Regions from separate parts of the Homo sapiens genome. Here regions 2 and 3 are each linked to region 1. Evidence: read pairs that join two places in POLR2A ChIA-PET (ENCODE). Cell type or tissue: Panc1. All regions are shown on one strand. Links, peaks and the distances in the headings refer to the core of each region. The heading gives the core; the rest is flanking DNA. Region 1 has its middle 10 kb from the start of EFHD1. Region 2 overlaps GIGYF2 (GRB10 interacting GYF protein 2). Region 3 overlaps EFHD1 (EF-hand domain family member D1).

Evidence for each region. ChIA-PET counts read pairs that join two places held together with the same protein. Peaks named below come from ENCODE experiments on the same cell type or tissue, not always from the same donor. Only the 100,000 strongest peaks of a DNase experiment are listed, where the experiment ranks them.
Region 2: POLR2A ChIA-PET joins it to region 1 with 9 read pairs; 2 of 35 experiments call an interaction of 5 or more read pairs at or near these places.
Region 3: POLR2A ChIA-PET joins it to region 1 with 6 read pairs; 5 of 35 experiments call an interaction of 5 or more read pairs at or near these places.

What each region holds. Positions count from the first base shown.
Region 1 is chr2:232,619,143-232,627,142 of GRCh38, forward strand. It overlaps a transcript of EFHD1 not described here. Among named protein-coding and RNA genes, the nearest start is that of EFHD1, 10 kb to the right of the region's middle. In Panc1, for the core only: no CTCF peak of the experiment used is centred there; no DNase peak of the experiment used is centred there; H3K27ac peaks cover 1,197 bases.
Region 2 is chr2:232,806,565-232,817,415 of GRCh38, forward strand. It overlaps GIGYF2 (GRB10 interacting GYF protein 2), which reads left to right. Exons shown (of 29, transcript NM_001103146.3): 15 at 1-93; 16 at 3,156-3,247; 17 at 4,680-4,787; 18 at 5,827-5,927; 19 at 9,073-9,173; 20 at 10,307-10,468. Among named protein-coding and RNA genes, the nearest start is that of KCNJ13, 35 kb to the left of the region's middle. In Panc1, for the core only: CTCF peaks have their summits at 3,010 (motif pointing right) and 3,211; no DNase peak of the experiment used is centred there.
Region 3 is chr2:232,679,637-232,690,408 of GRCh38, forward strand. EFHD1 (EF-hand domain family member D1) reads left to right here. Exons shown (of 4, transcript NM_025202.4): 4 at 1,949-3,140. The coding sequence ends at 2,083. Among named protein-coding and RNA genes, the nearest start is that of GIGYF2, 12 kb to the right of the region's middle. In Panc1, for the core only: no CTCF peak of the experiment used is centred there; no DNase peak of the experiment used is centred there.

The sequences.
Region 1 (8,000 bases), core at 1-8,000:
AACTCCATCTCAAAATATAAATAAATAAATAAATAAATAAATAAATAAACAAACAAACAAACAAATAAGAATTAACCAGAATGGGCAAAATGTAAAGACAGAAAAGCAGATTGGTTGTTGCCAGGGGATGGGAGGAGGGGGAAATAAAGGGTGATTTCTTTCTTTCTTTCTTTTTTTTTTTTTTTGAGATGAAGTCTCGCTCTTTTTCCCTAGGCTGGAGTGTGATGGCGCGATCTCGGCTCACTGCAACCTCTGCCTCCTGGGTTCAAGTGACTTTCCTGCCTCAGCCTCTGGAGCAGCTAGGATTACAGGCGCCTGACACCATGCCCGGCTAATTTTTGTATTTTTAGTAGAGACGAGGTTTCACCATGTTGGCCAGGCTGGTCTCAAACTCCTGACCTCAGGTGATCCACCTGCCTCAGCCTCCCAAAGGCTGGAATTACGGGTGTGAGCCACTGTGCCCAGCCAAGAGTGATTTCTTAAGGAAGTACTTGGTATTTTTCTGGAATGATGAAAAAATTTTGAAACTAGAAAGAGGTGGTGGTTGCGCAACACTAGGAAAGCTCTGGATGCCACTGAATTGTACGCATCAAAATGGTGAATTGGAGCCTGGTGCAGTGGCCTGGAACTGTAATGCCAGAGACTCAGGAGGCTGAGGTGGGAGGATCACTTGAGCCCAGGAGTTCAAGGCTGCATTGAGCTATGATCCTATGATCAGGCCACTGCACTCCAGCCTGGGCAACAGGGCGAGATCCCTGACTCAATTAAAATAAAAAATATATATTAAAAAACAAAAGAATGCACAGGCTCCAGGGGTATGAGCCACTATCGTATCAGCAGGGTCTCACTCCAGATGTGGCTAATACAAGTCTTTCTGTGATCCATAGCTTTATCAATAATCTAAGCTTGATTTGCTAATTAGCATAATGATGTCATTTTTTTTTTTTTTAAGAGACAGAGTCTCGGCCGGGCGCGGTGGCTCACGCCTGTAATCCTAGCACTTCGGGAGGCTGAGGCGGGTGGATCACGAGGTCAGGAGATCAAGACCATCCTGGCTAACACAGTGAAACCCCGTCTCTACTAAAAATACAAAAAATTAGCCGGGCGCGGTGGCAGGCACCTGTAGTCCCAGCTACTCGGGAGGCTGAGGCAGGAGAATGGCGTGAACCCGGGAGGTGGAGGTTGCAGTGAGCAGAGATAGCGCCACTGCAGTCCGGCCTGGGCGACAAAACGAGACTCCATCTCAAAAAAAAAAAAAAAAGAGACAGAGTCTCACTCTGTCTCCCAGGCTGGAGGGTAGTGGTGCAATCATAGCTCATCACAGTCTTGAACTCCTGTGCTTAAGCGATCCTCCTGCCTCAGCCTCCTGAGTAGCTGGGACTACAGGTGTGTGCCATCACTCCTGTCTGATTTTTTTTTTGGTAGAGACAGGGTCTGGCTGTGTTGCCCAGCCAGGCCTTATTATTGTTTTGTAAGAGCTTCCCTTTCCTTTAAGATTCTGGATACTTTGATACATTTATTGAAGATACCTTCTCTAAGTGTACATAATTAAATCTTGAAATACATTTTCTTGGAACAGACTGTTCTTAACTGAAATTGTAAATAGGTGAATGTTGTGCTGCAGATTCCGAAAAAGCCAAACCATCCCCGCTCATCTCCAGACCCAGTGGGCCTTTGTCTAAGGATGTCACAGGCCATAATTCCCAAGCAGCAGCCACATTCTTAGAAAGGCTGAGGAACTGGGTTCCACGTTCTGGGGAGGTGTGGACACATCTGCTTAGGAATATAGGAGGAATTTGGGACAGGGTGAGGGAGTGTCGGGGTTCTCTAAGAGGGAGGGGCACGGATGGCAAGGAATGAAGGGGAGGAAGAGCTGAGCCACACAGCCAATTTGGAATGGAAGCAGTTGCTAAGGCCAAGGTTTTCCAAAAGTCAAATGGAAGTCATTGTCATGCAGCAATATGGCTCCCTGCTGTTTCCAAACCACCCTGACTGCTGTGGGCTTTTGAAATCATGAATCATGAGTGGCTGAGTGGCTGTCTGCATAGCAGGGATGTGGGTGAAGGCTGTAAGGCGCTCCCTCCAAAATTGGCGTAGTCTGTGCCTGCAGATATGAAAGGGGTACACAGAGAATCTCTGGTGGCTGGAACCAATTTCCCCCATCCCCAACCTCAGCCGCCACCTGTGCTGAGCCTGTAGCAACAGGGACACAGCGGCAGAGTGACATTTACTGAACAGCTAAGTGCTTTACAGGCCATCGATTGTCATAACATCCTTCTAAGTCTTGTGATTGGTATTCTTTCGTTTTTTCTTTCTTTTTTTCTCTTTGAGATGGAGTGTCACTCTGTCGCCCAGGCTAGAGTGCAGTGGCGCAATCTCAGCTCACTGCAACCTCCACCTCCCGGGTTCAAGTGATTCCCCTGCCTCAGCCTCCCAAGTAGCTGGGATTATGGGCACCCGCCACCATGCCCGGCTAATTTTGTATTTTTAGTAGAGACGGGGTTTCACCATGTTGACCAGGCTGGTCTCGAACTCCTGACCTCAGGTGATCCACCCGCCTTGGCCTCCCAAAGTGCTGGGATTACAGGCGTGAGCCACTGTGCCTGGCCCAGTGGGCATTATTTCTATTGCATATATGGGGAAATTGAAGTTCAAAGAAGTTAAGTAACTTACTCCAAGTCATATAGCCTCTGAGTGACACAGCCAGGATTTATACAATTCCTCTTCTCACCCCTCTGTGCCCATGACAGAGGGCTCCTGGTTGTGTCTGAAGGGAAGAGCCAGGATAGTTTATTATTACCAGAACTCAAAAGGTTAATTTGTCCTGTGCTGTATATAAAAACTGCCAGAGAATTTGGGGAATTGAATGAAGTATCATCTCCCCAAACTTCCTTAAGAAATGCTCCCGTCAGCAGGTGCCTAGCACGAGGCAAACCTTTGAACTTTGGACATGACCCTTCTCTACAAAGGGTAGACAGCCCTACCCACTACCACGGAATTCCTGCTGCCCAGGACCCAGACTTGAACAATAAAAGACATCTGGGGCCGGGCATGGTGGCTTACGCCTGTAATCCCAGCACTCTGGGAGGCCGAGGCAGGCGGATCACCTGAGGTCAGGAGTTCGAGACCAGCCTGGCCAACATGGTGAAACCCCGACCCTATTAAAAATACAAAAAATTAGCCAGGCATGGTGGCGGACGCCTGTAATCCCAGCTACTTGGGAGGCTGAGGCAGGAGAATTGCTTGAACCTGGGAGGCGGAGGTTGCAGTGAGCTGAGATCATACCACTGCACTCCAGCCTGGGCAATGAGAGCAAAGCTCCGTTTCGCTGGGGGCGGGGGTGGGGGGGAAGACATCTGGGAACTGGGACCAGTGGGTTTTATTTATTTAGACCCCAGGTCTAGCATCCCTGGAGCCTGGGTCGGATTTGTGTGAATCTGAACACCTTGGTGAGAGGTGAGGGAGTAATGAGTGGGGCAGATTTCAGAGGAGAAGTAATGGAGGCCAGAGATGAAGCCTGATCAGAGCCGCTCGGTGGTGGGACGTCCTCTCCAGTGAGGGTTGCAGGAGAGGCAGCAGCTGCTCCGGTTTGCCTTCTGGGCCTGAGCTATTCCACGAGGTTGCCACCAGCTGCACGTGGCTATCAGGTGCTTGAAATGTGGCCAGTCTGATTGAGATGAGCAGCAAGTGTAAAATACACCCTACATTACAAAGCCTTGGCATGAGATAAAGTAATGTAAAATATCTCATTAATAGTTTTATATTGATTACATGTAGGGATGATAATGTTGGACATATATTGGATTACATTAAATGTTATTAAAATTAATTTCACCTGTTTTATTTTTCTTCCTTTACTTTTAAAAGCATATGGCCACTAGAAAACTTTTCTTCTTTTCTTTTCTTTTCTTTTCTTTTTTTTGAGATAGGGTCTTGCTCTGTTGCCCAGGCTGGAGTGCAAAGGCACGATCAGGGCTCACTACAGCCTCGACCTCCTGGGCTCAAACGATCCTCCTACTTTGGCCTCCCGAGTAGTTGGGACTACAGGTGTGTGCCACCACACCTGGCTAATTTTTTATTTTTTGTAGAGATGGGGTCTCACCATGTTGCCTAGGCTTGTCTCAAACTCCTAGACACAATCCATCCTCCCACTTCAGTCTCCCAAAGTGCTGGGATTACTGGTGTGAGTCACGGCACCCGGCCTAGAAAATTTTCAATTCAAAATTACAAATGAAATTGCTCATTCTGAGGCCGGGTATTGTGGCTCATGCCTGTAATCCTAGCACTTTGGGAGGCCGAGGCGGGTGGATCACCTGAAGCCAGGAGTTCGAGACCAGCCTGGCCAACACAGTGAAACCGCGTCTCTACTAAAAATACAAAAATTAGCCAGGTGTGGTGGCAGGTGCCTGTAATCCCAGCTTCTCAGGAGGCAGAGACAGGAGAATCGCTTGAACCCGAGAGGCAGAGGTTGTAAGTGAGCCAAGATTATGCCATTGCACTCCAGCCTGGGCGACAGAGTGAGTCTCTGTCCAAAAAAAAAAAAAAAAAAAAAGAAGAAGAAGAAGAAGAAGAAGAAAGAAAGAAAGAAAAAAAAGAAATAGCTCATTCTATTTCTGTTGGACAGCGCTGTCTTCGACCAGTCCTTCCTGCCTGCGTGAGTGAAGGGAGGACAAGTGGGCAGAGGGCTGAGCTCCTTCAGAGGAAAGCATTGCCTCCTGGCCCCCCAGGTGAGAGCTGTGTGCAGGCCTGTGCAGAGAAGGGGAAGAGAGAGCAGAATCGCCCCAGGGGCCAGAACCAAGAGTTGACCGACCAGATGTAGGGGCAGACAGCTGGGAGGATGGAGCTTCCTAGGGCGGTGCCAGCCCCTGAAGGGCATGGGTGGGGACAAGATGGGGCCAGGTGGGTCATCTTCTTATAGCCATGCCCAGGGCTGTGGGGGTGGGGTCTGCTCTCCCTCCCTGCAGCCGTTTAGGACTCATAGGTTTTTTGCTGCTCCTGTCGGGTGAGGAATAAGACTGATGTTTTCTTTATTTTGGAATCCTTTGTTGTTCTCTTGATTCTCTGAGCCTGTGGGGAGCTGAGCCTACCCAGGGAACCCAGGTCTTTGCTAATCAGCCCCCTGGGGGTGCTCCCTATCAAGTCCCTAAAGTCCCCCAGCCCCAGCTTGCCCCCCAGACCACAGACATGGATGACAGGAGCCACAGGGGGCTTTGGGAACCAGGCCTCACCTGGGGGTTAGAGCCTGTGGGTCTGGCTTGGCGCCTGGAGTCTAAGTTTAAAAGCTCCCCTATTCTTGATGCCTGATTCTCTGATTCTCTGCCAGGAATTTCTCCAGCAGCTGTGCCAACACAGGGGCTCCAGGGCCTATGCCAGGGGGCACCCTTGTGTCTGGCTTGCTGGGATTCATTTACACAGTCTGTGCTAATAAAAGAGATGGGGAGAACCGCATTTAGCTAGTGCCTGGGGGCTATCCACTGGGCACTGGCAGCCAAGCCGGGGAAAGTTGTGTGAATCACTTTAAGGGTTTCCCAAATGTAAACAAAGGCTTGAAACTTGCCCTTGAGGAGACATCCCTGGAGGAAAGGTGAAGTCATTGAGGGCTATCTAGAAACATCTATAGGGAAAGAATTAGAGGAAAGGACACAATTGCCAGAAGATGCTGGCAAAAAAGGAGGAGCTCCACGCTTACAGCCTCTGTTTTTCAGTTCTAGCCCTCAATTCACTGTTAGACCCCCTCACTTTCTGCTGGTCATGATTTAAATGTCACCGACTCCATGATGCCCCTCCTGGTCATTTTACCTAAAATTACAACTTGCCCCACCACTCCCGACACACTTTTCTTAGATGCTTTTCTGACTTATTTTTATCTTAGTACTTATCATCCAAGCTAGATTTTTATTTATTTTGTTGACTATCTGTTTCCCCCATTAGAATGTGGGCCATAAAGGCAGGGATTTTGTATTATTTTGCTGGTACTGGGTTCATATTTGTTTGTTTGTTTTTTGAGACAAAGTCTCACTCTGTCGCCCAGGCTGGAGTGCAGTGGCGCAATCACAGCTCACTGCGGCTTTGATCTCTTAGGCTCAAGCAATCCTCCCACCTCAGCCTCCGGAGTAGCTGGGACTACAGGAACGCACCACCATGCCTGGCTAATTTAAACATTTTTTTTTTTTTTTGGCAGAGATGGGATCTCGCTATGTTGCCCAGGACTGGTCTTGAACTCCTAGGCTCAAACAATCCTCCGACATTGGCCTCCCAAAGTGCAGGGCAAGCCACCGTACCCGGTCTGACTTCCTATTTGTTGATTGAAGCAATATATGCATGCCTGAATATATGAGATTTTTCAACTTCCAACCCAAAAGCCGCTTAGGATGGGAGTCTACCCTCTGCTCTTTGCAATACTGTGTAGATAACAAAATATAGAAATGACCTTGAATGTCCACCAACAGGGACAGGTTAGTTAACGGATGCTACACACAGAGAACAGAATACTCAGCTGCCAGTAAAAGAAATAAGGTAGATTAATGATTCCTCAAAGTGCTCCACATACCTCTGAGAACCATTTTCATAATACTAAGACAGTATTTGCCTTTTTCAATGTGTTGACATTTGTACCCATGATGCGAAAGGAATGGTGGGTAAACCTGACATCACCTTAGCCTGAATTAAGGCAGTGGCATCAAACTATACCAGGAGTTATTGTACTCTTCACCATCATACACTCCTCATTTAAAAAAAAATTAATTGCATTTAAGAATGTCCTTGAGGCTGGACGTGGTGACTCACACCTGTAATCCCAGCATTTTGGGAGGCTGCGGCGGGAGGATTGCTTGAGCTCAAGGTTCCAGATCAACCTAGGCAACATGGCAAGACCACGTCTCTACAAAAATACAAAAATTAGCCAGGTTGGTGGCATGTACCTGTCTGTAGTCCCAGCTACTTGGGAGGCTAAGGTAGGAGGATTGCTTGATCCCGGGAGGTTGAGGCTGCAGTGAGCCATGATCACAACACCGCACTCCAGCCTGGGTGACAGAACAAGACCTTGTGTCCAAAAAAAGAAAAAAATATATATATATCCTTGATGAAGCAGGAAAATAGTTTTTAATTTTATTAAATTTTGAGGCTGGGCATGTTGGCTCACGCTTGCAATCCCAGCACTTTGGGAGGCTGAGGCAGGCGGATCACTTGAGATCAGGAGTTCAAGACCAGCCTGGCCAACATGGTGAAACCTCACCTCTATAAAAAATACAAAAAAATTAGCTGGGCGTGGTGGTGCATGCCTATAATCCCAGCTACTCTGGAAGCTGAGGCATGAGAATTGCTTGAACCCGGGAGGTGGAGGTTGCAGTGAGCCAATATTGAGCCACTGCACCCCAGCTTGGGTGACAGAATGATAACTTGCCTAAAATTAATTAATTAATTTATTTATTTATAAATTTTGATCCTTAAGTACACACCTTTTTAATATTTGGTGTAATGGATGGAAAGTGAACATAAAGCCCTTCTGCTGCAGATGAAAGTCTGTTAGTCATCTTGAGAAAAGCATTTGTGCTGTTGTTTGTGAGCTGAACTAGCTCCCCTTTCAGGAAACATGAATTTTGCCTGGAAGCACAGCTGACAATCCATGGCTATTCACAGTTGGGTATTCAGAGACACTGTCTAGAACAATGAACAAAGTGAGCCTGTCACTTCAAGGTAAACAATTGATAGTACTTTCCAATAACAATAAAATGTGAGCTTCAGAGAAAAACTAGAATTTTGGGCCGAGCATGATGGCTCTTGCCTGTAATCCCAGCACTTTGGGAGGTCAAGGCAGGAGAATCACTTGAGCCCCAAGTTCAAGACCAGCCTGGGCAACATAGTGAGATCCTGTCTCTCTCTCTCTCTCTCTCTCTATATATATATATATATATATATATATATTTTTTTTTTTTTTTAATTAGCCAGTTGTGGTGGCACACACCTGTAGTCCCAGCTACTAGGGAGGCTGAGGTAGGAGG
Region 2 (10,851 bases), core at 1,409-9,408, 190 kb after region 1:
GCGTGTGATGAAAGCTTCCAACCTCTTGGCGATATCATGAAAATGTGGGGAAGGGTTCCCTTTTCTCCAGGTCCAGCTCCCCCTCCTCATATGGTAAGTACCTTTCACCTCACCTGGAATACATATTAGTCACGGAAACACTTGATTCTCTTTGAAAACACAACCCAAATATATCATCTAATGAAGGAATTGTAGTTCTTTGAAATTAATGGAAATGGTAAGGGAAAGTCTGAATGGAAGACTGAATACTTAGCTATAATGATCTTTTCAAAACTCGAATAACCTGTGCCCATCCTCTTCACACCCCAGCTCCTCCCCAACAGGGAAACGGAATCCTTCAGTAGCATTCCAGCAGATGTAGAATGAAGACCAACATCTTATCCTGGCCTACCTACGAGGTCCTGCAATGCCTGGCACCTTACCTTTCTAAGCTCATTTCAGAGCTTTTACCTTTATCTGCTAGGCTTCAACACAGTTGACCTCTTTGACTTTCTTTGCTTCCTCTAGTTAGAATAAACATTCCCCTCTCTTCCACTTCATTTGCCTCTTGCCTTCTCATTCATAAAGTTTCTAAATTTGAGGTTTGCCTTAAAATAAATGTTACCAGTGCTTCACAATATTTTTAGGGCTTAAAAAAATTAGTTACTGGTATTTTAATTAAAAAATGGAACCATGGCCGGGCACATTGGCTCACTTCTGTAATCCTGGTGTGGGAGGGATTTGGGAGGCCAGAGTTAGAGGATTGCTTGAGCCCAGGAGTTTAAAATCACCCTGGACAACGAAGTGAGACCTGTCTCTACAAATAGTAATGAAATAATAATGATAAAAAACTAGCCGGGTATGGTGGCAATCAGTGGCAGAGATGGGATGATCACTTGAGCCTAGGAAGTTGAGGCTGCAGTGAGCTGTGATTGCACCGCTGCACTGCAGCTTGGGCAACAGAGTGAGACCCTGTCTCAAAAAAAAATAATAAAAGGAACCGTAATGCTAGTAGTGATCTTTCTAGGGCTCTGACACTGGGGTACTGTTGGCAGGGAAACCCTTCTTCCTCTTGGGCTGCTCTTGGACCCTCTCAGTAGTGTTCCTTTTGGAGGTCTTTCACCTGTACCTCATTTTTTCTTCTCCAGGTTGGACTGTCTGGTGACGGGCTGTAGTTAAAAGTTACCATAAACCTTTTTTTTTCTTTTTAAAGAGATGGAGTCTCGCCATGTTGCCCAGGTCAGTCTCAAACTCCTGGGCTCAGGTGGTCCTCCCACCTTGGCCTTTCAAAGTGCTGGATTTTAGGCATGAGCCACTGCACCCAGCCAATAAACCTTTAGTGTGGACACTGCATTTCTACAGTAAAGTCACCATTGACTTATTCATCAATTGTATATTGAGGGCCTGTGCCAGGCCTCGTAGTAGGTTCTTAGGAGATGAAGATGAGCAAGACCTAGCCTCTGTAGTCAAGGGAGTGTGTAGGTGAGGAAAGTGGCTTTTTTTCCATTTTGTTTCTTTTAAATGTTGATCTTAACCCAGTATTTGATTTCACAATCCACTAATGTGTTGAGACCTATAGTTTGTGGAGAGCAGTGGTCTAGAATGGAAGATTCCTAGGTGAGAGGAATTATTTCTCACACCATCCTAGTTGTTTTAAGTCACAAGAAAAATTATACTGTGTATTGCAGCATGTAAATTTAACTTATATATCAAGTTTAAGCCTTATTTCCCTTCTCTGAAATTAAGATGAGTTTTGATCTTACACATCTCAGAAGCTAAAAGCTCATCTCTTGGATCTTGGCATACTTGGAGTAGTCCACTTCCCAGTTTCCGGTTAGAGGAGCTGAGCCTCAGTCATACCTGCATAGGAGGGAAACTGTGCAAAGCCCTGCTTCCTGTCTGTCATTGTCTTTGACCTGAATATTGTTGATAAGAAGAGAGCCCCACTTCATGATGAATGTATACCTTGAAACTTAGTTTTTCATGTAGACATTTTAGATGAACCTAAGGTAGTAGCTATCCTCCAGTATCGAAAAGCAAGAAAAACGTCTCTGAATTTCAGGTAATCCCTACCCTAAGAAATTGTGTATCAAGTATCTTATTTCAAACTATAATCAATATATAATAAAGATATAAACTCATGATTTACCTATTTAGTCTGTCATACTTACACTTTTACTTCTGTTATCTTATACTTCATGTTTCTTTCTCCTAATTTTAACTTTTTATAATTTAAATTCCAGTCATATTATTTCACATATAAGCTAAAAAATTGGTTTTATTTTACTACAACTTATTTTTTCTAATTCATGATGTATTAATAGCAACAGAAACAGTTTATTTTGGGGGAGAGAGTTATAGTTATCAAAGTTTATATACATACATATACATATATACATACATATATATATATTTTTTTGAGACGGAGTCTTGCTCTGTCACCCAGGCTGGAGTGCAGTGGCGCAGTCTAGGCTCACTGCAACCTCTGCCTCCCAGGTTCAAGTGATTCTCCTGTCTCAGCCTCCTGAATAGGTGGATCTACAGGCATGTGCCACCACACCCAGCTGATTTTTGTATTTTTAGTGGAGACGGGGTTTCATCATGTTGGCCAGGCTGATCTCAATCCCCTGACCTCATGATCCGCCTGCCTTGGACTCCCAAAGTGCTGGGATTACAGGTGTGAGCCACCACGCCCGGCCTCTTTTTATATTCTTAACATCTTTAAGATACATACTGGCTCCCTGCATTCCTTATATACCATTATAAAATTCTGTAACATTTCCTTTGACCTTTAGATACTTTTACATTTTTCTGTGTTATATCCAGTTTCTCTAATTTCTACATTATCTAATTATACAGTCTTTCAGTTACAGTAATAACTCTGAAGTACAGTTGAACATTCAGCTTTAAGGGCAGGAATGGAGAATGGCAGCTGAAATAAGGACCCTTTCTCACCTTAGGGAATCTTTTGTAATATTGACACCACTGTTTCCACTAGATGGTGTTGTTTAGTTTTTAAAGATGTCTGAGTTTTTATTCAAGTGTTTGGGTAAAAGGGTAGAGCTGGGAGGTAAAGGTCTTAGATTCATTTTGATTTCAGATACCTGTACTAAGTGGCTTTTAGGTTCTTTGCAGTTTATTTAATGGTATTTATTTCCTCACCACTTCATTCCTAGGGAGAGCTGGACCAGGAACGACTGACCAGGCAGCAAGAACTCACAGCCTTATACCAGATGCAGCACCTGCAGTACCAGCAGTTTTTAATACAGTAAGAAGAGTAATGCAGTAGGATGTACTGCAGCATGAAAAAGGACTTTAAATAGAATCTGCTCTCAAGTCTCACCTTTTACAGTAGAGAGGACTAACGGCTTATATGGCACTTCAGTCACCCAGCTAGTGGCGTCTTGCCACCATACCTTCTAATTTTAGTGTTGTCATTTATTTATTTATTTATTTATTTTTGAGACAGAGCCTCACTCTGTCATCCAGGCTGGAGTGCAGTGGCATGATCTCGGCTCACTGCAACCTCTGCCTTCCTGGTTCCATTGATTCTCGTGCTTCAGCCTCCTGAGTAGCTGGGACTACAGGCGTGTGCCACCACGCCCAGCCTATTTTTGTATTTTTAGTAGAGATGGGGTTTTACTGTGTTGGCGAGGCTGGCCTCGAACTCCCAGCCTCAAGTGATCTGCCTGCCTCGCCTCCCAAAGTGCTGGGATTACAGGCATGAACCACCACTCCTGGCTTATCTTACTTTTAAATACCAGAAGTTTAGAAGATGACACATAACTTTAATTTTGTAAGCTCTTTAGTTTCTAAGTGCCTCCTGAGTGGCTCAGCTTTGAATGCCACAGAGGAAAAAAAATATATATGTATATAAGCGAGAGGGTGGGAAAGAAGTTAAAGTTAATTATTTTAGGAGTGGTGTGGAATGATGGCAAAGTCAGTCAGGTTTTGTTATGTCCTTTTTGTAGAAGAAATAAGATTTGCTGTTCTTGTGGTGCAGAGGTTGGCAAAGTCTGACCTTTGGGCTAAATCTGGCCTGCTCTCTATTTTTATATTTATAAGCAAAGTGTTACTGAAACAGACACACCTGTTGGTTTGTAGGATGTATATTGCTGCTTTTGCCTTATGATGGCAGAATTGAGTAGTTGCAACAGAGAGTATATGAGCTGCATAGATGAAACTATTTACTCTCTGGCCCATTACAAAAGTTTAACCCTGATCTAGTGAAGAAAAATTACCTAAATTTTTCCAAGTTGAAGACGATCAATGTATGAATTTTTATAGAAGTGTTACATTTTTTACAAAGGGTACGTCATATGGTTAAAGCTACTAATTTGAATCTGTTTCATTTTTCATTTGATTTCTGATAAAAGGTTATCTTTGGAGTTTACCAATTTTTGACATTCGTGATTTTAAAAATATTTTCTCTGAATAGACCACTTTGCACTGAATTGTGAATTTTTTTGCTATCCTCTTTCACTCGGAAACACGCCATCTATGAGTTCAGTTCTTTCTAGAATGAAGCATAGAATTTTCTATGTGTCTATTATCATAATGAAGAATTATAAAATATATTTGATAGCTATTTCTAATAATGTCTCCTGGGGGGCTTTGAATTGAACTTTGTCTTTCAGCATCTCAGCCATGTGAACTAAGTGTGGATTGACAGGTTATACTTTTTTTTTTACTTTTTGAAGACAACAATATGCACAGGTTTTGGCCCAACAGCAGAAAGCAGCACTGTCTTCCCAGCAGCAGCAGCAGTTGGCACTTCTTCTTCAACAGTTTCAGACCTTGAAGATGAGGTTGGTGGTCATTCCATTATGTGTCATATGGGGTGCATGTGTTGTGAAAGAAAGAGAAGAAAGGAGAAATTCTGGTATAGTGTGTGATTTCTGGCACTGGAACACTCCCAACACATACCTGCATGTTGTATGTAAAAAAGTATATTTTAAAAAAATATTTCAGGTGGAGATAAGCGTTTATTTGGTCTTTTACTCATAGATATAAATTTTGATTAATCAAAAGACCAAAGAATAATGGGAACTCTTGAGAAACAGTGTCATCTTGTGGAACCTGCGACAGAAAAACTGTAGCCTAGGATTTTAATTTCACTTTTACTCATAGTATCTCAAAGTATTAGCCACACCACAAAAGGTTGTAATTTTCTAGAACTCAGAAGCCATTAAGGTAGGTCTAAGGAAAAGGAAATTATGCTAGAAGTCTAGAAGAAATTTCTGCTGTTTCAGATTATCGTTCAGAGTAATATTTCTCCTGAACAAGTATCAGTCACTGCTCTTAAAAATCTTATTGTCTCATTAAGCCAAAACTGTTTATATTTCTTTTGAGCCTTAACCCATCCCATGAGGTAGGCAGTTTAGGTGGTAGGAGCTCCATTTTATGGATGGGCAAACTGGGACTCTGAGAGGCTGTAGGACTTGATTAATGTAACACACAGGAAACTCAGAACTAAAATGCAGACCTTTTTTCATTATAATATGCTGTCTCTGTGACTTCTATTGAGATGATCTGGGTTTTTTAAGATACGGATATACAGTATCTTTAAGATATACATATCTTTTAAGATATAGATATACAGTGGGTATATCCATCATTTAGAAGTCAATATGTATTACCATAGAGGATTCCAGAAGTGTGATCATTGTGCCCTTCTCTTTGTTCCACCCCAAACTGCTTTGGTAGTGTTAAGTTTTAGTAAAAGAGTGAAGGCGTTTTCTAGCCAAATAACCTGGAGAACCTGCTAATCTAGAAATTCCTCTTCATCTTTTTTTTTTTTTCCTGCAAATGACAAGAACAAGTTAATTTTTTATTTCCCTTTTGCAGAATATCTGATCAGAACATCATTCCCTCAGTAACTAGGTCTGTGTCCGTGCCAGATACTGGCTCTATCTGGGAGCTTCAGCCAACAGCTTCACAGCCTACAGGTAAAAACTTAGATTAACCTTTAGTACCACTCTGAGGATTCAGAGTCTAATAATAATTTTACAATTCAGTTCTTAAAAAATATATTAGGTTTCTGAATCCATTTTGTATTTGATATTAACAAAAGGTCCATTTTTTACTAGATCCAAGCAATATTGAAGGTGTTACTGAAAATATACTTTTAAGGATTTGTTTGAATTTATTTAGTGGATTTTTTTTTGAGTCAGCATCTCTTTTATGTTGTTCTGATCAGTGTGGAAAAATCATTTAAATTATTTTCGATCTCTTTAGCCAGATCGGGAAAAAAAGCATACATAAAAACATAGTAATGGTGACCTATTCTTTTGAGTTAGGAATTAATACAAGCTAGGCATGGTGGTGTGTGCCTGTAGTGCTAGCTATTCAGGAGGCTGAGATGGGAGGATTACTTGAGCCCAGGAGTTCCAGGCTGCAGTGAGCTATGATCATGCCAAGGCATTTCAGCCTGGGCAACAGAGCAAAACTCTAAGAAAGAAAAAAAAAAAAAGTAATTGGTGTTAACAAACACTGTAGGTACCCAGAAATTTTGGGAAAAGAAAAACCTGCTATGAATTGAGCACCTTTTCTCATTTTTATATTTTTACATCAAATTAGAAAATTTGGGGTTGAGATTATTTTAAGTCTTGGTATGGGTGAAGCACCGCTGTTTCTTTGCTTTCTTTTTTTTTTTTTTTTTTTTGAGACAGACTCTTGCACTGTTGCCCGGGCTAGAGTGCAGTGGTGCGTTCTCAGCTCATCGCAACCTCTGCTTCCCAGGTTCAAGCGATTCTTCTGCCTCAGCCTCCTAAGTAGCTGGGATTAATTACGCTATCACACCTGACTGGGTGTACGCTATCACACCTGACTAATTTTTGTATTTTTAGTAGAGACAGGATTTCACCATTGTGGCCAGTCTGGTCTCAAAGTGACCTCAAGTGATCCGCCCACCTTGGCCTCCCAAAGTGCTGGGATTACAGGTGTGAGCCACTGCGCCCAGCCGAGCACCTCTGTTTCTTATGGTCTAAATACTTGCAGAGATGGATAGTTTGGTCCATGGGTAGTCCTTTCAAGAGATTATAGTTGGTGTTGAAGATCCTCAAGAACTATAGGCCTTGGTGGAGTTTTTCTAGAGCTGTTGAGCCATTCAGGTCATGGTTCTGTTGTTAACACTGACCCCGCAGATTATTGCAGAAGGATGATTGTCTTCCCTCATCGACTTTCCATGCTGTTTGTACCTTATTTTTTCTTGATAGCCGTTTATAGTTAGGATGTTAAGAATACAGGTTGAGTACCCATCCCTAATCCAAAAGTCCACAATCCAAAATGGTTCAAAATCTAAAACTTTTTGAGCATTGACATGATTTCACAAGTGGATTTTTTTTTTTTTTTTTTTTTTTTGAGACAGAGTCTTGCCGTGTTGCTGAGGCTGGTGTGTAGTGGCACAATCTCGGGTCACTGCAACCTCTGCCTCCTGGGTTCAAGAGATTCCCCTGCCTCAGCCTCCCGAGTAGCTGGGATTACAGGCACCCACCACCACGCTTGGCTAATTTTTGTATTTTTGGTAGAGACGGTTTCACCACGTTGGCCAGGCTGATTTCAAACTCCTGGCCTCAAGTGATCCGCCTGCCTCTGCCTCCCAAACTGCTAGGATTACAGGCATGAGACATGGTGCCCAACCCATGATTGGACAATTTTACACGTAAATACTTAACACAAACATTTTTTTCATGCCTCAAATTATTTAAAAATGTTGCATTAAACTACCTTCAGGCTGGCTGGGTGTGGTGGCTCACGCCTGTAATCCCAGCACTTTGGGAGGCCGAGGTGGGTGGATCACGAAGTCAGAAGTTCGAGACCAGCCTGGCCAAGATGGTGAAACCCCATCTCTACTAAAAATAAAAAAAAATTAGCCAGGTGTGGTGTCGGGCACCTGTAATCCCAGCTACTCCGGAGGCTGAGGCAGGAGAATCGCTTGAACCCTGGAGGCGGAGGTTGCAGTGAGCCGAGATCACGCCACTGCACTCCAGCCTGGGTGACAGAGTGAGACTCCACCTCAAACCCCCCCCCCCCAAAAAAAAAGTACCTTCAGGCTATGTCTATAAAGTGTATATGAAAGATTAATAAATTTTATGTTGGATCTTATCCCAGAGATAGCTCATTATGTATATGCAAATATTTCAAAATCTGAAAAAATCCAAAATTTGAAATGCTTCTGGTCCCAAGCATTTTGGATAATGGATCCACAACCTGTATTCTGTAGTGTTTTGGAAACTTTTAAGTACTGTATTAAACAATTTATCTCTTTGGGTTTATATGCAGTCAAGTTCCTTTAAAAATAGTCCATTGGTTTTATACAGACAATATTTGATGGTGTATAAATAGACTATGATAGGAATGTAGAAATTAGAGAATGCTGAAAAGTGGTGCTAGAAAACTTCGCTGGCAATAGGAAAATGAACTCAGAAACCATTATCTGTTTGTTTACTTCCAAATGTGATCTTGCAGTGCCCTTCAGGTTAGCAGGACCAGGTCTCACTTGTAAGACCTGCCTGGCCTTTCCAGAGGTCTCCACAGCTCCAGCTGTAATGCTTACTTGCACTCCCTCTTTATTGAGATGAAATTCATTTAACACAAAATTAACCATTTTAAAGTGAATACTTCAGTGGCATTCACAATGTTGTGCAACCACCTACTTCTCTCTAGTTGGTGTGCAGTGAGAGGCTGTAAGGTTGCTGGAAATCTATGTGCTTTGGAGTGTAATACACTGGGATTTAAATCCTGGCATGACCACATGCTTGCCATGTGCCCTTGGGAGTGTTAGAAACTACTTCTGACCCTTAGTTTGTTCATCTGTAAAAATGGGGGTATGAATAGAAACATTATAGGGCTTTGTAAGGATGAAGTTAATTCCCTGATAAATGCCTGGTACTTCCCTTCATTCTAGATGTGTTGAAGGATATTCACAGAAACTAGAGTCCATTGGCAGTTCAGTCTTCTCAGAGGCAAAACAGATGTGTTTGGTGGAGCTCATTTAGGCACAGGGAAGCAGCTTTTTTCATGATTCCTACGGATATGTCACCATGTGTGTAAGCTCTGTCATTCCTCGTTGTTTCTTTTGTTGTCTTACAGTTTGGGAAGGTGGTAGTGTATGGGATCTTCCTCTGGACACCACGACACCAGGCCCTGCCCTGGAACAGCTTCAGCAGCTAGAGAAGGCCAAAGCTGCAAAGGTCTGAAACTCATTCTTCTGCAACAGTGCATTGTCATCTGGCTGCAGGACATAAACATTGCTGTTTATTCATCTCTCTAGCTAGCTATGCTTTTTACTTTCAGTTTACTGCTGCTTAGCTGGTATAAGTACATTCATATTGTATCTTTACTGTGCTCTCTTCTCCCAAAAAAAAAAAACTCAAAACAGAATTTAAATTACTATGTTTGGTTTGGTTAGTTGGCACATTGTTGATTATAGACACATATATATTTTAGGTAACATTATTCATGGTATGAACATTTGTTATAAGTAACAAGAATGTGAGAAAATATCCACTACATTGTTTATGAGACTCCTGATATGTGGCATGAGTTCTCCCATTGAATCTTTGTAGTGGTATTTGTTTATATTTCTTAGTATCCTCAGACGTAGCAGCCAAAAAGCCCGACATTAACATTAGATTGTGTGTTCCATTCACATTTTTTGGAAGAGCTAAATCTTGAATTTTGGTTTTAGTACTTGCCAGAAAAGAATGTCTACATCAATACCTAGTGTCATTGTAATGATTTCTAGGTTCTCAGGCGTACAAGAGAGTGTTGTTGCTGTTTTATACTTAATGCATTCTTATCCCCTGAGGTCGTGACAGTCTCCTTAGAGTTCCCAGAATGTGGAAAGGTTCATACAACATTGCTGTTAAAACGTTATAGCCACACTGTTAAATGTTCAATCAGAAAGTTATTTGTAGGGATGAGTAAAGAAGTACCATCCAAGAGCATTCTGATGTTACTCTCATGGGTGGTATAATGGTAACGTGGAGTGTGGAGGCAAGTACAGGTGGGAGGAAAGTGCATTCAATTGAGACAGTCATAAAATTCTTCTAATTACTGTGATATGTCACAGCTTAGAGCTCTTACAGGGTGTTGATGTTGTAGCGTATGTCAGAATTTCCTTCCTTTTAAAGGTTGAATAGTATTAATATTCCATTGTATGTATATAACATATTTTGTTTATCTATTGATCTGTTGGATCACCTGGTTGCAGTGCAGTACGGTACAAGCAGCTGATTGAATGAACGAATACTACTGGTCAGTGCTTTCGGAGTGTTCCTGTGCTTGGTTTCAAGTTTCTAAGAGTACTCTTGTGTAATCACAGCTAGAGCAAGAGAGAAGAGAGGCAGAAATGAGGGCAAAACGGGAAGAGGAAGAGCGAAAGAGGCAGGAAGAACTCCGAAGACAACAGGAGGAAATTCTTCGGCGACAGCAGGAAGAAGAAAGGAAAAGGCGAGAGGAAGAAGAACTTGCCCGAAGGAAACAGGTATGTATCTGGGAACTCTGACCATAGGATTAGTGCTTGATGAGGGCTTTCAGGCTGCTTTCTTTCATCATTTCACAGATACTCCTGAAGTCCACAGGATTGGGGTTAGAACCTTAGAAGACTCACTCACCTTTGGAAAGAATCTCTGTTTTTCACCAACACCCACTGTAGGGATATTCTTCAGTCCTAGTAAACCACTAGAATTGATATTCTTTGCATATTTCCTAGAGTTTTATAAACCAGTTAGATTTCAGAAGTTCTGTCCTTGCATCTAAAAACAATGAGAAAGTAACTTTGATGTGCAGCATTAAATGTCAAATTTTAAAAGTTACATGGGCTTTAAAAAAATTGTGCTAACATATACATAACATAAAATTTACCAT
Region 3 (10,772 bases), core at 1-8,000, 60 kb after region 1:
TCGGGAGTTCGAGGCTGCAGTGAACTATGATTGTGCCACTGCACTTCAACCTCAACCTGGGGGATGGAGCAAGACGTTTCTAAAAAAAAAAAAAAAAAGGAACTGCAAATTTAAAGATAATATAATAACTGAATAGAAACGTGGGCAAAGGATATAAATGGGCAATTTACAAAAGAGGAAATAAAAGAAGGTGCCAATTTTTTGGCTATCTGATTGGCAAAAAGTAAAAACATTAATGATAACCTTGGCAAGGTTGTGGGGAAATGAGAGCTTCCAGTTCATGATTGTGGGTGTGTAAATCGGAGCAGCTACTTTGGAGAGCAATTTAATAGTCTATTTAAATAACGTACATAAGGCTGGGTGTGGTGGCTTATGCCTGTAATTCTAGCACTTTGGGAGGCTGAGGCAGGTGAATTGCTTGAGTTTAGGAGTTCAAGACCAGCCCGGGCAACGTGGTAAAACCCTGTCTCTACTAAAAATACAAAAATTAGCCAGACGTGTGATGACGTGTGCCTGTAATCCCAGCTACTTGAGAGGCTGAGGCAGGAGGATCGGTTGAGCCCTGGAGGCAGAGATGGCAATGAGCTGAGATTGCGCCATTGTACTCCAGCCTGGACAACAGAGTGAGACTCTGTCTAAAAAAAAAAAAGTACATACTCAGCGTGTTTGGAAATTTTATAAATTGAGACACACACTCACAGAATCAGTTCTAGAATAGAGGATTTTTAGATGGGTTTATCTGATATTATTGAAGACAAGTTGTTAGATTTAAAATACTCAGATGGCACCAAATTCCATTCACAATACCAACAAAAACATGTAATATCTAGAAGTAAATATAGAACAATTGATTTAGTGAGCAACATAAAGGCATAATTGAATGAAAACTGAGGCATTCAGGGAAAACTGTATTTTTAAAAATTATTATTATTTTGAGATGGAGTCTCACTGCAGCCTCGACCTCCAAGGCTCAAGCGATTCTCCTGCCTCAGCCCCTGAGTAGCTGGAATTAAAGGCACACGTCACCATACCTGGCTAATTTTTGTGTTTTTAGTAGGGACAGGATTTCACCATGTTGGCCAGGCTGGTCTCAAGCTCCTGGCCTCAGGTGATCCGCCCGCTTCAGCCTCCCAAAGTGCTGGGATTACAGGCTTGAGTCACCGCGCCCAGCCCAGGGAGAAATGTATTTTAAAGGTACCCCTTTGCCATAGACAGATGGATGCAATTCCAATAAAAATCCCATGAGGGGACTGGGTGCAGTGGCTCACGCCTGTAATCCCAGCACTTTGGGAGGCCAAGACTGGTGGATCACCTGAAGTCAGGAGTTCGAGACCAGCCTCCAGCCTGTAAATTTTGTAAAAATACAAAAATTAACCAGGCATGGTGGCGTGCACCTGTAGTCCCAGCTACTCGGGAGGCTGAGACAGAAGAACTGCTTGAACCTGGGAGATGGAGATTGCAGTGAGCCAAGATCACACCACTGCACTCCAGCCTGAGCGACAGAGCGAGACTCCATCTCAAAATAAATAAATAAATAAATAAAAAATAAAAAAAATAAATCCCATCAGGGGATTCATTTTGGTTTGCCTTTTTCCCTAGAATTGAACAATATTAGTGTGAAATTAAAATAATGTAAAAATGGTTAATAAACTGGGATGTTAAACTGTATCCTGAAAAAAAAAGTCAAGTAGAATGACCAACCCCAGCAAAAGAAGCACATGGGGGCACAGCAACAAATACAGTGATGTGTTAGAGATGGTGTCTGCGCCAACAGAAAGCAACTTCTGAAGGCCACACGGAAAGAGTGCTTGCTGGGGTCCTGCCCTCCGTGGGCCCACATTCCCTTGTCTCTAGGTCTGCTGAATGGGCTGTTGGCTCAGGTGTCAGCAGCTCCAGGGTCCTCTGCCCTCCCTTACTCGTTTGGTCTATGTCTGCTATTTCTCTGCAGGTCCAAGCCTTGTCATCGGCCAGTAAGTTTGAAGCAGAGTTGAAAGCTGAGCAAGATGAGCGGAAGCGGGAGGAGGAGGAGAGGCGGCTCCGCCAGGCAGCCTTCCAGAAACTCAAGGCCAACTTCAATACATAGTCCTGCTGACCTTGCCCTCTGCCCACAGCTGTGCCTCACAGATGCCCCGAGAAGAGATGACTAGGCATCTTCATCACTGCTGTCGGTCCCCTCCCTGAGCCAGCATCTCCATCCACCACCCCGTGCCAGCTCCCGTGCCAGCCTTCATTCCTCCCAGTGTCCAAGCCCCTCCAGGAGGGTCCTGGGGTGGGCCAGATGCCTGCCCACCTCTGTCTCCTGCCTCTGCTCCTCTGCCCTTCTTATAGCCAGAACTTGTATCTTCTCAGCAACCTTCACTTTGTCCTTGTCCCTTTACCATTCCCCATCAAAGAGTAGTCTGCTATATCAATTTGTGTAGATATGTCTGTCTTTTTGGGTCCTCAGAGAAAATGCCCATTTTCTCGGAGAATTCTCTGCACTCCTCTCTGCTTCACATTCAACTTCCCTGTTCTCATCTTTGGTAGGATTCTGCCAGTTGCTTTTGCATCTTCTGTTCCTGGGTAATGGTGGGTCTTAATGGAGGCTGGGTGGACCACTGCCCGTCCACTCTTCAACAGGAGGAACAGCATGCCACCATAGTAACACACATTAGAGAAAGGACAGAGGTCTGCTCCTTCCTGCCACCTTTCTCCTGGCCCCTTAGCATTCCCCCAGTCCCTCCCTCTTCACCTTGCTCCGTCTATGTCTTCCCAGCTCAGCCTTTTCCCCACTCTTAAATACTGTACTACTTCACTGTAAGAACGAAAGAATAGTTAGGATACCAATGAGTAAAAGGGTTCCTGTTCACTCTGACTCTGTGCAAATTGTATTACAGTAGACCGCTGACGTTCCCAAGTGACAGATCCAGGGCCTTTCAAACATCCCCAAAGTCATGGCCATACTCACCATTAGCCAGTTTCTAACATCTGTTTCAGGGTATCCAGCTGTAGATGTTCTTATCCCCCATACTTGTGAGTTCTTGGGGTTGCTCACAAATACTAGGGGTTTTTGTTGTATTTTTAACAAATATATCCTAATGTCATATTTATTCTCTTTTGTAACTGCTGTCTTTACAATAAAGAAATCATCTGCCTTTCTATCTTACAGCTATTTCTTTTTACATTGTACAAATAACGTGGCCATCACATCAATGTGCCTGGAATTTTCTTGAATTAAAGGAGAGAGTAGAGTATTTTCTATAGGAGCCAAGTCCCATCCAGGGCTTCTGTTTGACATTGAGTCCTGAAGTACAGTTAGAAATGGGAACTAGAGGCCAGGCACGGTAGCTCACATCTGTAGTCACAGCACTTTGGGAGGCCGAAGTGGGCAGATCACTCGAGGTCAGGAGTTCAAGAACAGCCTGGTCAACATGGTAAAACCCCATTTCTAGTAAAAATATAGCCAGGCATGGTGGTGCATGCCTGTAATCCCAGCTGCTCAGGAGGCTGAGGTGGGAGAATCCCTTGAACCAGGGAGGCAGAGTTTGCAGTGAGCAGAGATGTTGCCACTGCACTCCAGCATAGACAACAGAGCAAGACTCTATCTCAAAAAAAAAAAAAAAAGGAAAGAAATGAGAACTAGAGGGCTGGTTTTCACTCTATATGATTCAGAGTACTCAGCTTATCAGTTGCACTCCTCTTCCCTTCTGTGAGGATGCCTTCAGCTGCAGGGAAAAACCATAGCTTCATTTCTTTTGCATCCTAGATCCCTTGAAACTGTGATGAGAGCCAATGCCCCTCCCTCCTATGTATAATCCAGGATATTTGGGCTACCCATGCAATGACCTCTGTCCCAAGAGAATACCCTTTGCTCCTCAGGAAGGATCATTCTGTTTCATACAGACCCAAGACCTATGCTTTGCAGTCATCATTTTTCTAGCTGGTGTCATCCTCTAGTCTCCCCACCAGAGGGGAGGGACATGAAAAAGGAGTGGAGAGATTCTTACCATACGATCCAGCAATCCTGCTCCTTCCTATTTCTTCAGATTACATGAGAGCTTATGTCCATGCAAAAACCTGCACATGAAGCTTTTGCTTTTGTTTCTGATTTTTTTGAGACAAGGTCTAGCACTGTCACCCAGGCTGGAGTGCTGTGGTACGAAGATGGCTCACTGCAGCCTCAACCTCCTAGGCTCAAGTGATCCTCTTGTCTCAGCCTCCGAAAGTGCTGGGATTACAAGCATAGGCCACTGTGGCCGGCCTGCACATGAATTTTTATAGCAGCTTTATTCATAATTGCATAGACTTGGAAACAATCAAAATGTTCCTCAATAGGTGAGTGCATAAACTATGATACGTCCGCACAATGGAATATTATTCAGTGATGAGAAGTATTTACCAATAGAAAGAAATGAGCTATCAAGTAATGAGAAGACATGGAGGAAACTTACATGCATACTGCTAAGTGAAAAGCCAGTCCTAAGCTTGGTGCAGGACGCTTGCTCATAGTTCTAGCTGCTCACGGCTGAGGAGGAAGGATAACTTGAGCCTCGGAGTTTGAGTGCACCCTGAGTAACACAGTGAGACCCCATCTCAAAAAAAAAAACTAATCTGAAAAGGCTATATGCTATTTGATACCAACTATGGTATGACATCCTAGGAAAGGTAAAAGTGTGAAGACATTGAAAAGATCAATGGTTGTCAGCGAGGAGAGAGGGAGGGATGAATAAACGCAGCACAGAGGACTTTTAGGGCAATGAAACTTATTCTCCATGATGCTATCGATGCTGGTGGATGAATGTCTTATACATTTGTCAAAACCTATAGAATGTGCAACACAAAGAATGCACCCTAGGCTGAGTGCAGTGGCTCATGCCTGGAATCCCAGCACTTTGGGAGGTGGAGGCAGGAAGATCACTCAAGCTCAGGGGTTTGAGACCAGCCTGGGCAATATAGTTAGATCCTGTGTCTACCAAAAAACTTTTAAAACGCCAAGCTTGGCCGGGAGCGGTGGCTCATGCCTGTAATCCCAGCACTTTGGGAGGCTGAGGCAGAGGGATTGCTTGAGCTCAAGAATTTGAGACCAGCTGGGGCAATATAGTGAAACCCCATTTCTATCAAAAATACAAAAAAATTAGCTGGGCATGGTGGCAGGCATCTGTGGTCCCAGCTACTTGGGAGGCTGAGGCTGAGGTGGGAGGATAGCTTGAGCCCAGGAAGTGGAGGTTGCAGTGAACTGAGATCGTGCCACTGCACATCAACCTGGGTGACAGAATGAGACCCTGTCTCAAAAAAAAAAAAAAAAAAGGCCAAGTGTGGTGGCATGCGCCTGTGCTCTCAGCTACCCAGGAGGCTGAGGTGGGAGGATGGATTGAGCCCAGGAGGAGAAGGTTGCAGTGAGCCAGGATCATGCCACTGCACTCCAGCCTGGATGACTGATTGAGAGCCTGTCTCAAAAAGGAAAAAAAAAGAATGCATCCTAATATTAACTATGGAGTTTAATAATGCATCAATATGGGCATATCAATTGTAACAAATATACCACATTAATATAACATAATAATAGGGAATGGGGAGTTAGGGTGAGAGGGGTACATGGGAACATGTACTTTTGGCTCAGTTTTTCTGTAAACCTAAAACTTCTCTAAAAAATAAAGTCTAGGGTGGGCGTGGTGGCGGCTCATGCCTGTAATCCCAGCACTTTGGGAGGCCTAGGTGGGTGGATCACCTGAGGTCAGGAGTTCGAGACCAGCCTGGCCAACATGGTGAAACCCTGTTTCTACTAAAAATACAAAAAATTAGCTGGGAGTGGTGGTGCACGCCTGTAATCCCAGCTACCCGGGAGGCTGAAGCAGGAGAATTGCTTGAAAACTGGAAGGCGGAGGTTGCAGTGAGGTGAGATGGTGCCACTGTACTCCAGCCTGGATGACAGAGCAAGACTCCATCTCAAAAAGATAAATAAATAAATAAATAAATAAATAAATAAATAAATAATAAAGTCTAATGGTGAAGGAGACGAGAAAAAAAGGCTATTCATTTAAAAAGAAGGAAGAGAATGGAGATAGCAGTGTCATTTACTTGAAGCATCCGTTTGCCTTTCTGGACAAGTGGGCCCACATAAGAGCTAAAACTCTCGATTGCTTGTCACAAATTGTGAAAATAAAAATAAATAAATAAGGCTGGGCGCAGTGACTCATGCCTGTAATCCCAGCACCTTGGGAGGCTAATGCAGGTGGATCACTTGAGGTCAGGAGTTTGAGACTAGCCTGGCCAACATGGCAAAACCTCATCTCTGCTAAAAATACAAAAAAATTAACCGAGCGTGGTGGCGTGTGCCTGTAGTCCCAGCGACTCGAGAGGCTGAGGCAGGAGAATCCCTTGAACCCAAGAGGCGGAGGTTGCAGTGAGCCGAGATCACACCACTGCATTCCAGCCTGGGTGACACTGTCTCAAAAAATAAAAATGAACAATAAATAAATAAAACTTTTGATTGCAAGCAATAGAAACAACTTCTGATTGCAAGCAATAGAAAATCCAACACGAAAGGACTTCAGACAAAACAGGACACGTGGGGCCATGTCACTACAAAGGCCAGGTAGAGGATGTCGTTCCTCCCTCTTGGCCACAGAGTCCCCGGGAGGCCGCTCCCTTGTGCCTCCCACCCTCCATCTCCAGCGCCATGGTCACAGCTCAGACCTTCATAGGTTCCTTCCTGGGTCTCTACCGTGAGCTCCTCATTGGTTTCTCTGCCCTCATTATACCTGATTGTCCGCTTTGCAGCTGGAGTAATTCTTAGAAAATGCAAACCAGTTCTTAACATCTCTCCTTCAATTTTTGATTCCCCACTTGCAGGAGCTGGCCCCAACTCATCCCTCCAACTCCATCTTTTGTCCCTCCTCCCTGCCCTGTCTCCTTCCAAACTCTACACTCCTGGTATATGCGATGCCTAACTGTTCCTAGAAAATTCCACACCTCCAGGCTTTTGCATATGTGGTTTCCTCTGCCTGGCACTCCCTCCCTCCCTTCCACAGGTGGATTACTTCTCACTGTTGAAGACTCAGCTCAGAGATTATCTTCAGGAAGCTTCCTTGATGCTTCCAGGCCAGGTAAGGTGTCCCTTCTCAGGGCTCCCATTTCCCTGAGTTTCTCTCTACTGTAATCCTGACAGCTTGAGGCAGTAGCCATCTCCTTACTTCTCAGCCCCGCTGTTTGGACTGTGTACTCTTTGCAGGGCAGGAAGTTTGCCTTGCCTATTGCTATAGGCCCAGCATGCTGCGTGGCATGTAGCAGGCAACCTTGCATGTTGGTTTCACAAGGACATGCCAGGTTTGTTAAAGCAGACAGATGGGCAAGGCAGGATCATTACCACTGATGTCAGAGACTTCTGAGTACTCCACCATGAGAGCCTGAGGGGCCAGCTCTGAAAGTGGAGACTGGCTGGGTGTGATGGCTCACCCCTGTAATCCCAGCACTTTGGGGGACCGAGGCGGGTGGATCACCTGAGGTCGGGAGTTCGAGACCAGCCTGACCAACATGGAGAAACCTCGTCTCTACTAAAAATACAAAATTAGCTGGACATGGTGGTGCATGCCTGTAATCCCAGCTATTTGGGAGGCTGAGGCAGGAGAATTGCTTGAAACCGGGAGGTGGAGATTGCAGTGAGCCGAGATTGTGCCACTTGCACTCCAGCTTGGGCAATAAGAGCGAAATTCCACCTCAAAAAAAAAAAAAAAAAAAAAAAGAAAAGAAAAGAAAAGAAAAGAAAAGACAGGAAAGTGGAGACAGCAGAGCTTGTGAGAATATCTTTCTCACTGGAAGAGAGAGAGGTCACTCCCCAGGGCCCTCCTTTGACTGAGCAATAGGAAAAACAACACACCAATTAGTCTTGCCTAGGCCCTGGAGGCTGTGTGATCTAACGAAATTTGGACTCGAACACTAGGCAAGTAACTGAACCTCACTGAGCCTCCATTTTCTCACCTGTAAAATGGGCATGATGGTGACCTACCTGGCAGATTCCACGCCTGCCATATATTTAGTGCTCAGGACACACGGGTTCCTCTCTCTCCCCTCCCTCCCTCCACTACTGTAACTCTGTCTCCTCCTGCGCCCTGAGTCTCTACAGTTAGGTCCAAGAGTCTCAGGCCAGGGTAGCCCAGAAGTGCTCAGTCCTGGCTGCTGTCTTGGCCACAAGTGCAGATGCCCACGGACCCATGTTCTCTGTTATTTTGAGACCCCTTTTCTGACCAGCCCAGGGGAATTTCTGCCCATCTGCTGGCTCACTTGCATGCTCCTGGCGGCTGCCAGTTACTGAATGTGGTCTGACAGCTGTGGTTTTGTCGCTGCTCAGATTTCTCCTTGCTGACTCTGCCTGTCCACGAGGCCAGATGCTGGCACATCACTGCCCACTTGGACTGACAGTACTATACAAGAATGATGCCTTCTGGGTCCTGTAATCCCAACACTTTGGGAGGCCAAGGCAGGAGGACTGCTTGAGCCCACGACTTCAAGACCAGCCTGGCCAACACGGCAAAGCCTCATTTCTACAAACAAATACAAAAAAATTTAGTCAGGCATGGTGATGGGCACCTGTAGTCCCAGCTACAAGGAAGGCCGAGGCAGGAGGGTTACTTGAGCCTGGGAAGTCAAGACTGCAGTGAGCTGAGATCACACCACCGCACTCCAGCCTGGGCGACAAAGCAAAATTCTACAACTTAGCGAGGCATTAAGGATGAGACCTCAGCAGGGGTCAATTTTTTGTTTTCCTCCACTCCTTCCCAAAACCAGTGGCTTTTGGCATTCTGCCATGGGGTGTTGAGCATGTATATTGCTGTTGCCATCTTGTTATTAGTAGTATTTTTTCTTTTTCTTTTCTTTTTTTTTTTTTTTTTTTGAGACAGGGTGTTGCTCTGTCGCCCAGGTTGGAGTGCAGTGGCACAATCTCAGCTCACTGCAACCTTCGTCTCCCAGGCTCAAGCGATTCTCATGCTTCAGCCTCCTGAATAGCTGGAATTACAGGCACATGCCACCATGTCCAGCTACTTTTTGTATTTTTGGTAGAAGTGGGGTTTTATCATGTTGGCCAGCCTGGTCTCGAACTCCTGAGCTCAAGCTATCTGCCCACCTTGGCCTCCCAAAGTGCTGGGATTACAGGTGTGAGCCACTGCACCTGGCCTCTATTTTTCTTTATAGAGGTAATCAAGTTAAAGCTGTTGCCTTGTTGGTTTTTTACTTATTTTTATTTTTGTAGAGACAGAATCTTGCTCTGTCACTCAGGCTGGAGTACAGTGACGTGATTATAACTCACTGCAGCCTCAAATTCCTGGACTCAAGCGATCCTCCCACTTCAGCCTCCCGACTAGCTGGAACTATAGGCACAGGCCACCATGCTTGGCTAGCTGTTGCCTTTTTGAAGGGCAATTTGGTAGACTGTTAAAATTAAAAATTGTATTTGTATTAGTTATTTATGTTTATGTTAACAAATCACACCAGGACTTAGTGGCTTAAAACGATGATTAATATTTATTATCTCACACAGTTTGGGGCCAGGAATTTAGAAGCAAATTGGCTGGGTAGTTGGTTTGGGCTCAGGGTCTCTCATGAGGCTGCAGTCAAAATGTCAGCTGGGGCTACAGTCATCTGAAGGCTTGACTGAGCCTGGGAGACCTGCTTCCAACATGACTTACTCCTGTGATTGATGCTGGCTATTGGCAGGAGGCCTCAGTTGCCTGCCGTGTGAACCTCTCCATGAGGCTGCTTGAGTGTCCTCACAACATGGCAGCTGGCTTCCCCCAGAGCAAGTGATACGAGAGAGTAAAGGGCAAGCCTTTTAAGACCTAGCTTCCTGAATCACACTCTGCTATCTACTAGTCACATAGGTCAGCCCTATTGGCAAAAGTCATTAGGAGCCATCTTGGATGCTGGCTACTTTGGAATCAGAGTTCTTAATTGCAAGTAATAGAATCTAAGCCAGACTGATTTAAGCAGAAAAGGAATTGATTGAAAAGACATGGAGGAGTCCCCAGAAGCACCAGCAGGGCTGGGGGGTGCAGGCTAAGGAAGCAGGCAGGAGGCCAGGAGGCTGGGACAGCAGCCAAAAGCACACCATGGGAACCAGCTGCTGTCCTGGCTGACAAGCATGCCGTGGTGTCCTGCTTCTTCAGGTCATTTACTCCATATCAGAGTCTGAGGCTGAGCCTAGTCACATGCCCACTTGTCAGGGGTGGGACAGGGGAGTATCTGGGCTTTTTGTGTTCTGTAAGGGGAGGCAAGCTCTGCCAGCCACCAAGATTCTCATTTTCTACAAACATGGGAAAGAATTTCAGTATTTCAACTGAAAGTAATTCACTATTTCAGTTCAGCAGAACTGTCATAAAGAATGGCAGGTGTCCACTGCGGAGATACTCATGAGCTTTGGCCCAGAAATTTATCCTATAAGTAAGAAAAAAAATGAACAAGGATGCATTTAAGGGAATAGTCATTACAGTGTTGTTTGTAATAGCAAAAATACTGGAAACAATCAGCATATCCATCAGCAGGGGATCGGTTCAGTATATTAGGTACATCCACGTAAGCGTGCACTGCTAGGCAGCCACTAAAAAAACATGGATGCCACCAAGACATCTTGTTTCTTGGAAACAGGCCAGGAGCAGAACAGCACACATAGTAATGCTCAGGTGTTTTGTTTTGTTTTGTTTTTTAGTTGGGAGGAATAAAGCCATGTGTATTTGTCCGTTCTCACATTGCTATAAAGAACTACCTGAGGTTGGGTAAGTTATAAACAAAAGAGGTTTAAT